Regions from separate parts of the Homo sapiens genome. Here region 2 is linked to region 1. The links are chromatin contacts, found by Hi-C or POLR2A ChIA-PET in ENCODE. All regions are on one chromosome and are shown on one strand. The core of a region is the stretch at or near the end of the contact, and the rest is flanking DNA. Distances in the headings are between cores, read along the strand shown.

Region 1 (3,467 bases), core at 405-2,904:
GGGAGGCTGAGACAGGAGAATTGCTTGACCCAGGAGGCAGAGGTTGCAGTAAGCCGAGATTGTGCCACTGCACTCCAGCCTGGGCAAGACAGAGCAAGACTCCATCTCAAAAAAAAAAGGAAAATATTAAACAAATTGTAGTGAGAATGGCATGTGGATGAGGATGCACCTGGGTGACCTAAGCCTGGGAGACCTGGCTCGAGTCTTGCACATCTTTCTTTTTTTTTTGAGACAGAGTCTCGCTCTGTCACCCAGGCTGGAGTGCGGTGGCGTGATCTTGGCTCACTGCAACCTCCGCCTCCCAGATTGCAGCGATTCTCCTGCCTCAGCCTCCCAAGTAGCTGGGACTACAGGCACATGCCACCACTTCACTCCCGGCTAATTTTTGTATTTTTTAGTAGTGATGGGGTTTCACCATATTGGCCAGGCTTGTCTCGAACTCCTGGCTTCATGATCCACCTGCCTCGGCCTCCCAAAGTGCTGGGATTACAGGTGTGAGCCACTGCACCCGGCCTTTTTTTTTTTTTTGAGACAGAGTTTCGCTGTTATTGCCCAGGCTGGAGTGCAATGGTGCGATCTCAGCTCACCGCAACCTCCGCCTCCAGGGTTCAAGCGATTCTCCTGCCTCAGCCTCCTGAGTAGCTAGGATTACAGGCATGCACCACCACGCCTGGCTTATTTTGTATTTTTAGTAGAGATGGGGTTTCTCCATGTTGGTCAGGCTGGTCTCGAACTCCCAACCTCAGGTGATCTGCCTGCCTCGGCCTCCCCAAGTTCTAGGATTACAGGCTTGAGCCACCGCGCCCGGCTGGGTCTTGCTCATCTTGAAGACAGCTAACCCTGCCAGGGCCTCTTGGGGCTGTGCAGCCCCTCACTCACCCTCTCACCTGCCACTGCCATAGCATCTTCCTCGATACAGCCCCATAGACTTGAAAGTCATCATCAAATGCCCCTCAGCCTCTCTCAGCCCTTTATGCATGTGGGTTTCTCATGTTAGGTTCATTCTGCTTCTGGTGATGAAAGAGGAACCTAGAAAGGCTGATAAATTACTGAAATCTACAAATAGAAGGCCAAGTATGAAGACAGCAAGGAATGAGGAAACCCCACCCCATTCCTTGGACTCAGCCCTGGGCCTCCTGCCCCTGGCCAGCCTTATGAGGCACCAGCAGTAGAAATGTCACCCCAGGGTCCTCTGCTGAGAGTCCTCTCAGTCATGGTCTGTGAACGGGAGCTGCGAGGGCAGCACTTGAGGCCAACACCGTCCCCCTCCAATGCACGATGGACACTCCGGGGAGTGTGGTGGCACAGAGCGGCCTCTTGGCTCCAGATGTGGATCCTACAGAGAGTTCTGAGGTTCAGTGCCCCCTCCACCCACCCGGCCTCGTAACAACCCTGGCGATAACACAAAAGGCGTTCTTCTTTGGCAGATAGGGAAATTTTAAAGATAATACTCATAAGTGAGCCTGGGGGGACTTGTTCTATGGGCTGGGACTCAAACCAGCCACCAAAACCCACTGTCGGAGGAGCTTCTCAGAGGCCAGAATCAAACACCACCGGCCCTGTGAGTGCCCGGCCTCTGCCACAGCTGGGTGGGTGCCCAGCCAAGGAAGCTTGTGCCCCATCATTCAGGGCATTGTTCTCCCTTAGAAGAGGATCTCGAAAGCAGAAGGAAATTAGAAACAACCGCACAATGAATACCAGATTCTGCTTTCTCTCAGCTCTGTCTGCCAGGAGATTAGGCAGGGTTGGCTGACAGCGTGCCCCGCCCGGCAGCTGCTCGCCCTCCAGGATGTCCGCGCCGTGGGGAAGCGGGGGTCCCGCTGGCCTTCTAGCTCTCTATTTATCTCCAAAGTGTCCGGTTTTCTTTCTCCTGCTAGATGCGGATTCCTTGAGGGCAGAGTCACATCTGACGCCCCTTTCCCATGGGGCACAGCACGCATGCGCGATGGGCACTCCGGGTGCGTCAGCTGATTACCTGATTTCATCTGGGCAGATGTGATGGCACAAGGGCAGTGACCCTGTGCCAGACACTTTCCTAAACAGGCATAAGCTCACTGAATCCCGGAGCCTTCCCATGAGGGAGAAACAATCTTTAATCTCATTTTAGAGATGATGAAGTGAAGTCCAGGCAGCCCAGCCAAGGGGCAGGACCGATCTGATGGAAGCAGCTTTGCTGGGACCAAACGACTCTGTTCCTCGCCCATTACCAACACTACCTCCTCCAACAACACAGGAGACGTGCATGGAGCCCTCCTTCGGTCACAGTCCTACCCCACGTGCTGGATAAATAAAGAGGGTGACCTAAAAGCAAATATGACTCCTTCTGAACTCTCACCCTGCCAGACAGCGATGATAGGGATATTATGCTCATGACACCTGGCCACACGTGACCCAGTGGAGAAGTCAGGGAGCAACAGAGATCTGCATTAAGGAGCTACCGAGAAGGAGACATACAGAGCTATTGTCAATCAAACCAACCAAGCTTCTGAACATTCCCGCTAAGAACTTCTTTAGAATGCACTATTTTTTTTTCTGTTGGGGCTATTATTCATTTTAACCTAATGTTATGTTTTAAGCCTCCTACGTAAGTACACACCAGCTTTAAATGTTGTGGAATACTGAGCTCATATATCTAGTCAAACTTCTGTTTGCTTTTTGCTGCATCCATAGCTACGATTTGAATAAATAAAGGAGAAAGGTTTGGCTCCCAATCCTACTCCCTGGGCCCCATGCCATCATTCCCCAAAACAAAGGAGGAAAGATGCCAGAAGTGAGAGAACAGGGGTAATGGTGAAGAAAAACAACATCCTGGCCAGGCACAGTGGCTCAGGCCTGTAATCCCAGCACTTTGGGAGGCTGAATGGGGAGGATCACTTGAGCACGGAAGGTCAAGGCTATAGTGACCCACGATTGTACCTCTGCACTCCAGCCTGGGCAACAGAGCAAGACCCTGTCTCAAAACACCAAAAAACAGTCCGGGCGCAGTGGTTCATGCCTATAATTCCAGCACTTTGGGAGGCTGAGGCAGCCAAATCACCTGAGGTTAGGAGTTCCCGACCAACCTGGCCAACATAGTGAAATCCTGTCTCTACTAAAAATACAAAGTTAGCTGGGCGTGGTAGCGGGTGCCTGTAGTCCCAACTACTCAGGAGGCTGAGGCAGGAGAATCACTTGAACCCAGGAGGCGGAGGTTGCAAGATCACACCACTGCACTCCAGCCTGGGCAACAGAGCAAGACACTGTCTCAAAACAAACAAACAAGCAAACCAAAACAAAAATATCATCCTATTCTGGGTGGTACAGAGCAGGGGCAGGCTCCCCAGGGAGGGATGCAGGAGGGGCAGGAAGGCATTTCATTAATTTCCTACAAGGAGTCAGCACATTTTATAACTATGGGCAGGGAAGGGAGAAGAAGAGCTGCCAACCCACCCCTCTGCAGATGAGGTCACAGGCTCGGAGGGCGCCAA
Region 2 (3,467 bases), core at 479-2,978, 63 kb before region 1:
TTTTTGGCCACTGGTTTAAAGCAATGATAGAGACATCTGCTCCAGTGTCTACCAACCCTTCAAACTGTTTTCCTTGAATAATGGCCTTACACACAGGTCTGCTCTCTGAGAACTGACTTGCCCAATATGCAGCCTTTCCTGCCGGATCAGTGCTTCCAAACCCTCCTTTCTATTTATCTCACTGTTTCCAACCTTAATATAAGGCAGGAGTAACAACTGAGCAATCCTGTCTCCTGGACTGGCACTGCAAGGAATTGAGGAGCTAATAACCAATTGAATTTCACCTTTGTAGTCTGAATCAACCACACCAGTATGAATTTGAACTCCCTTTAGATTTAGACTTGATCTTCCTAAGATTAGTCCTACAGTCCCCTCAGGCAGGGGGCCATATACCCCTGTGGGAATTTTTTGTGGGGGCTCCCCTGAAAGCAGAGAGACTGCTTGTATAGTACATAAATCTACTGCTACACTGCCGCTTGTGGCAGGGGACAATTGTTGTATTGTGGTAACTGGCTCATTCCCTGAGGCACTTGTGACAGTGGGGGTTGTTGTCCCTGAAAACCCTGAGGAACAAAGGGCTGAACTGGGAATGCCCCAGTTTGTTGCAGGGCCTGAGGCTGGCCCCTTTGCTGTTTCCTGACAATAGTTGCCCATTTCTATCAAATTTAGAATTTGATAGAATTCTAATAGTGTTTTTCTTTTTTACATCTTGGACATAAGTCGGGTGGCTCTTTATCTGTTGTTGTTGTAGTAGCTTGAATAGTTATATTTTGTTTTTTTGAGGCTGGGCAATTCTTTTTTAGATGACCAATTTGACCACAATTATAACATTTTCCCCCAAATGTTCTAACTTGTCCTCCTAAAGCAACTCCCATTATTGCTTGAGCCATAAGCATAGTTTTATGCATAGCTCCTCCAATTCCATCATAGGCTTTTACGTACTCTGAGATTACATCTGATCCTGTGGGAACCTTCCCTTTTAATGGCTTAGTGGCTGATTGACACTCAGGATTGGCGTTTCCATATGCCATCAACTCCACTATGACCTTACGGGCATTTTCATCGGTAATTGACTTTTGAGCAGCATCTCGGAGCCTTGCCACAAAATCAGGGTAGGGCTTTTTAGAGCCTTGTCTTATTGTATTGAATGAGGGGCAGGTGGTTCCTGGGTCTTGGATTTTTTTCCCAGGCCCTAAGGCAGATAGCTCTAACTTGCTCAATGGCCTCATTTTGCATTATTGCTTGTTGATTAGTAGTGCTCCAATTTTGACCTTTTCCTAATAGTTGATCTGCATCTATGTTAACTGGAGGATTGGCAGCCCTATTACTTCAGACCTGTTCTTGTGCCCCATCAATCCACCAACTCTTAAATTGTAAAAATTGAGACAGTGAGAGTGATGATTTGGCCAAAATCTCCCAATCATAAGGAATGAGTCTATGTCCATGAGCAGTGGAACCTAATAATGTTCTCATATAAGGGGAGTTGGGTCCATACTGTTTTACTCCCTCTTTCATATCTTTTAACATTTTTATAGAAAAGGACTCATATCTGGCCCCAACTAGGGTAGGCGCTCCTTCTTGGGCCCCTTCTCCAGGTGGCATCGGTACTGGGAATTGCCACGCCTCAATATCTCCTTGTTTCCTTGCCTTATCAATAATTTTATGTAATGCACTACCTTGTCCACTAGGTGGTGCTGTAGGATAAAGTCTTATAGTGGGCGGCTGAGGCTATAGCGCCCTGCCCTGTGGTGCTGGAAACACTCCTGGCTGTCCATACTGATTTTCTGGGGGCGGCCGATACTGAAGTTCGGCTGGCGGCCAGTATTGATAGGCTACTGGCGGTTGGGTCTTATTTTCTACCGGCTGATATTGTGGATACTGTATTTGGATTGGCGTTGCCATGACAGAGACTCTCTATTTGATATTCTCTTGGGGTTTGTACTTGTCTAACCTGCATTTGAGGTTGTAATGTTACAGGCATCTGAACCGCTGGAAGAGGAGTTGGCCATCATGGTTTAGACTCTGATGGCCCCGCTAATTCTGGACCTTTTTCTTCTAATTCTAATGCTTCAGGATATATTACCTCCTGTAATTGATTGTAGTCAACATTTTGCATTGACCGAGCCATTACAGACTCTGCTACATATTTACAATGTGAACTTTTGAACTTTCCATTCCTTTCTGGGATTCTATCCCTGCCTATTCTTCACAATCTATTACACAGCTTTCAGGGGCATCAGCAACTGAAACGCTATCTTCTCCTGTTTGAAACAGTTCTAAATTAGCTGCTTTAATAATGGCCCAATCATTCCATACGGTAAGTGGGATGATTTTACCCTTCCTACTTGCTTGTTTTAATTCTTTGCCAATTTTTTCCCAATCTTTTAGATCTAAAGTTCCCTGTTCTAGAAACCATGGGCAGAATTGTTCTACTGTTTGAAATAGCGTGATTAGATTTTTTTGTAGAGACTCTAACTCCCCCCTTTTTAAAAGAATTTTAATAAAGCTGAGATAAGAGGCATATTTACTTTCAGTTTGCCCCATTGTTACCCTAGGTTCTTCCGAGGGCACAAGCTTACCACAAGACTGACTGTAGACGTACTCGGGAATCTCTCATCAACTTGTTCTCAATGACCACGCTCTAGCTCACCTTCACCCTAGAGAAAAGCACCCACGTTGGGCACCAGATGAAGGGGTGGCCAGCCCCTCTACACCTGTGGGCGTTTCTCATCAGGTGGGACGAGAGACTGAGAAAAGAAATAAGAGGCTGGGTGCGGTGGGTCACGCCTGTAATCCCCGCACTTTGGGAGGCCGAGGCCGGTGGATCACGAGGTCAGGAGATCGAGACCATCCTGGCTAACAGGGTGAAACCCCATCTCTACTAAAAATACAAAAAATTAGCCGGGCCCAGTGGCGGGTGCCTGTAGTCCCAGCTACTCAGGAGGCTGAGGCAGGAGAGACAGAGACAACGTATAGAGAAAAAAAAGTGGGCCCAGGGGACCGGTGCTCAGCATACGGAGGACCCCCACCGGCAACAGTCTCTGAGTTCCCTCAGTATTTACTGATCATTATCTCTACCATCTGGAGAGGGGGATGTGGCAGGACAATAAGTTAATAGAGAGGAGAGGGTCAGCAGGAAAACATGTGAACAAATGTCTCTGTGTCATAAATAAGGAAAGGTGCTATGCCTTGATGTGCATGTATACAAACATTAAAGAGCAGTATTGTCGCTAGCACCTCTCACCTCCAGCCCTAAGGCTGTTTTCTCCTATCTCAGTAAATAGAACATACAATCGGGTTTTAAACCCAGACATTCTATTGCCCAGGGACAAGCAGGAGACAGATGCCTTCCTCTTATCACAACTGCAAAGAGGCCTTCCTCTTTTACTAATGCTCCTCAGCACAGACCCTTTACGGGTGGGGTGTCGGGCTGGGGGACAGTGTCGGGCTGGGGGACGGTCAGGTCT

The links. A loop is a pair of places that touch in the nucleus more often than their neighbours do. ChIA-PET counts read pairs that join two places held with the same protein, here RNA polymerase II (POLR2A). Pooled maps may share reads with other maps.
Region 2: a map of mammary epithelial cell shows a loop between it and region 1 (2.6-fold over the local background). The contact joins two enhancer-like sites. A Hi-C loop is called at or near these places in 5 of 168 maps with a recorded cell type or tissue (Calu3, heart right ventricle, mammary epithelial cell and 2 more) and 1 of 50 pooled maps. POLR2A ChIA-PET finds 5 or more read pairs at or near these places in 3 of 52 experiments (Caco-2, Panc1 and activated naive CD8-positive, alpha-beta T cell).

What each region holds. Positions count from the first base shown.
Region 1 is chr11:62,442,762-62,446,228 of GRCh38, forward strand. It overlaps a transcript of AHNAK not described here. Among named protein-coding and RNA genes, the nearest start is that of SCGB1A1, 25 kb to the left of the region's middle. RefSeq lists an enhancer at 1,956-2,015 and a silencer at 2,556-2,850. Within about 2 kb of position 1,655, at least 30 of the 41 ENCODE cell types and tissues checked have a DNase peak (open chromatin) inside an H3K27ac peak, as active enhancers do; they include prostate gland, where a contact is called at or near this core.
Region 2 is chr11:62,379,242-62,382,708 of GRCh38, forward strand. All of the region lies in intron 4 of ASRGL1 (asparaginase and isoaspartyl peptidase 1), which reads left to right. Among named protein-coding and RNA genes, the nearest start is that of SCGB1A1, 38 kb to the right of the region's middle. RefSeq lists an enhancer at 2,904-3,467. Within about 2 kb of position 1,729, at least 2 of the 41 ENCODE cell types and tissues checked have a DNase peak (open chromatin) inside an H3K27ac peak, as active enhancers do; they include prostate gland, where a contact is called at or near this core.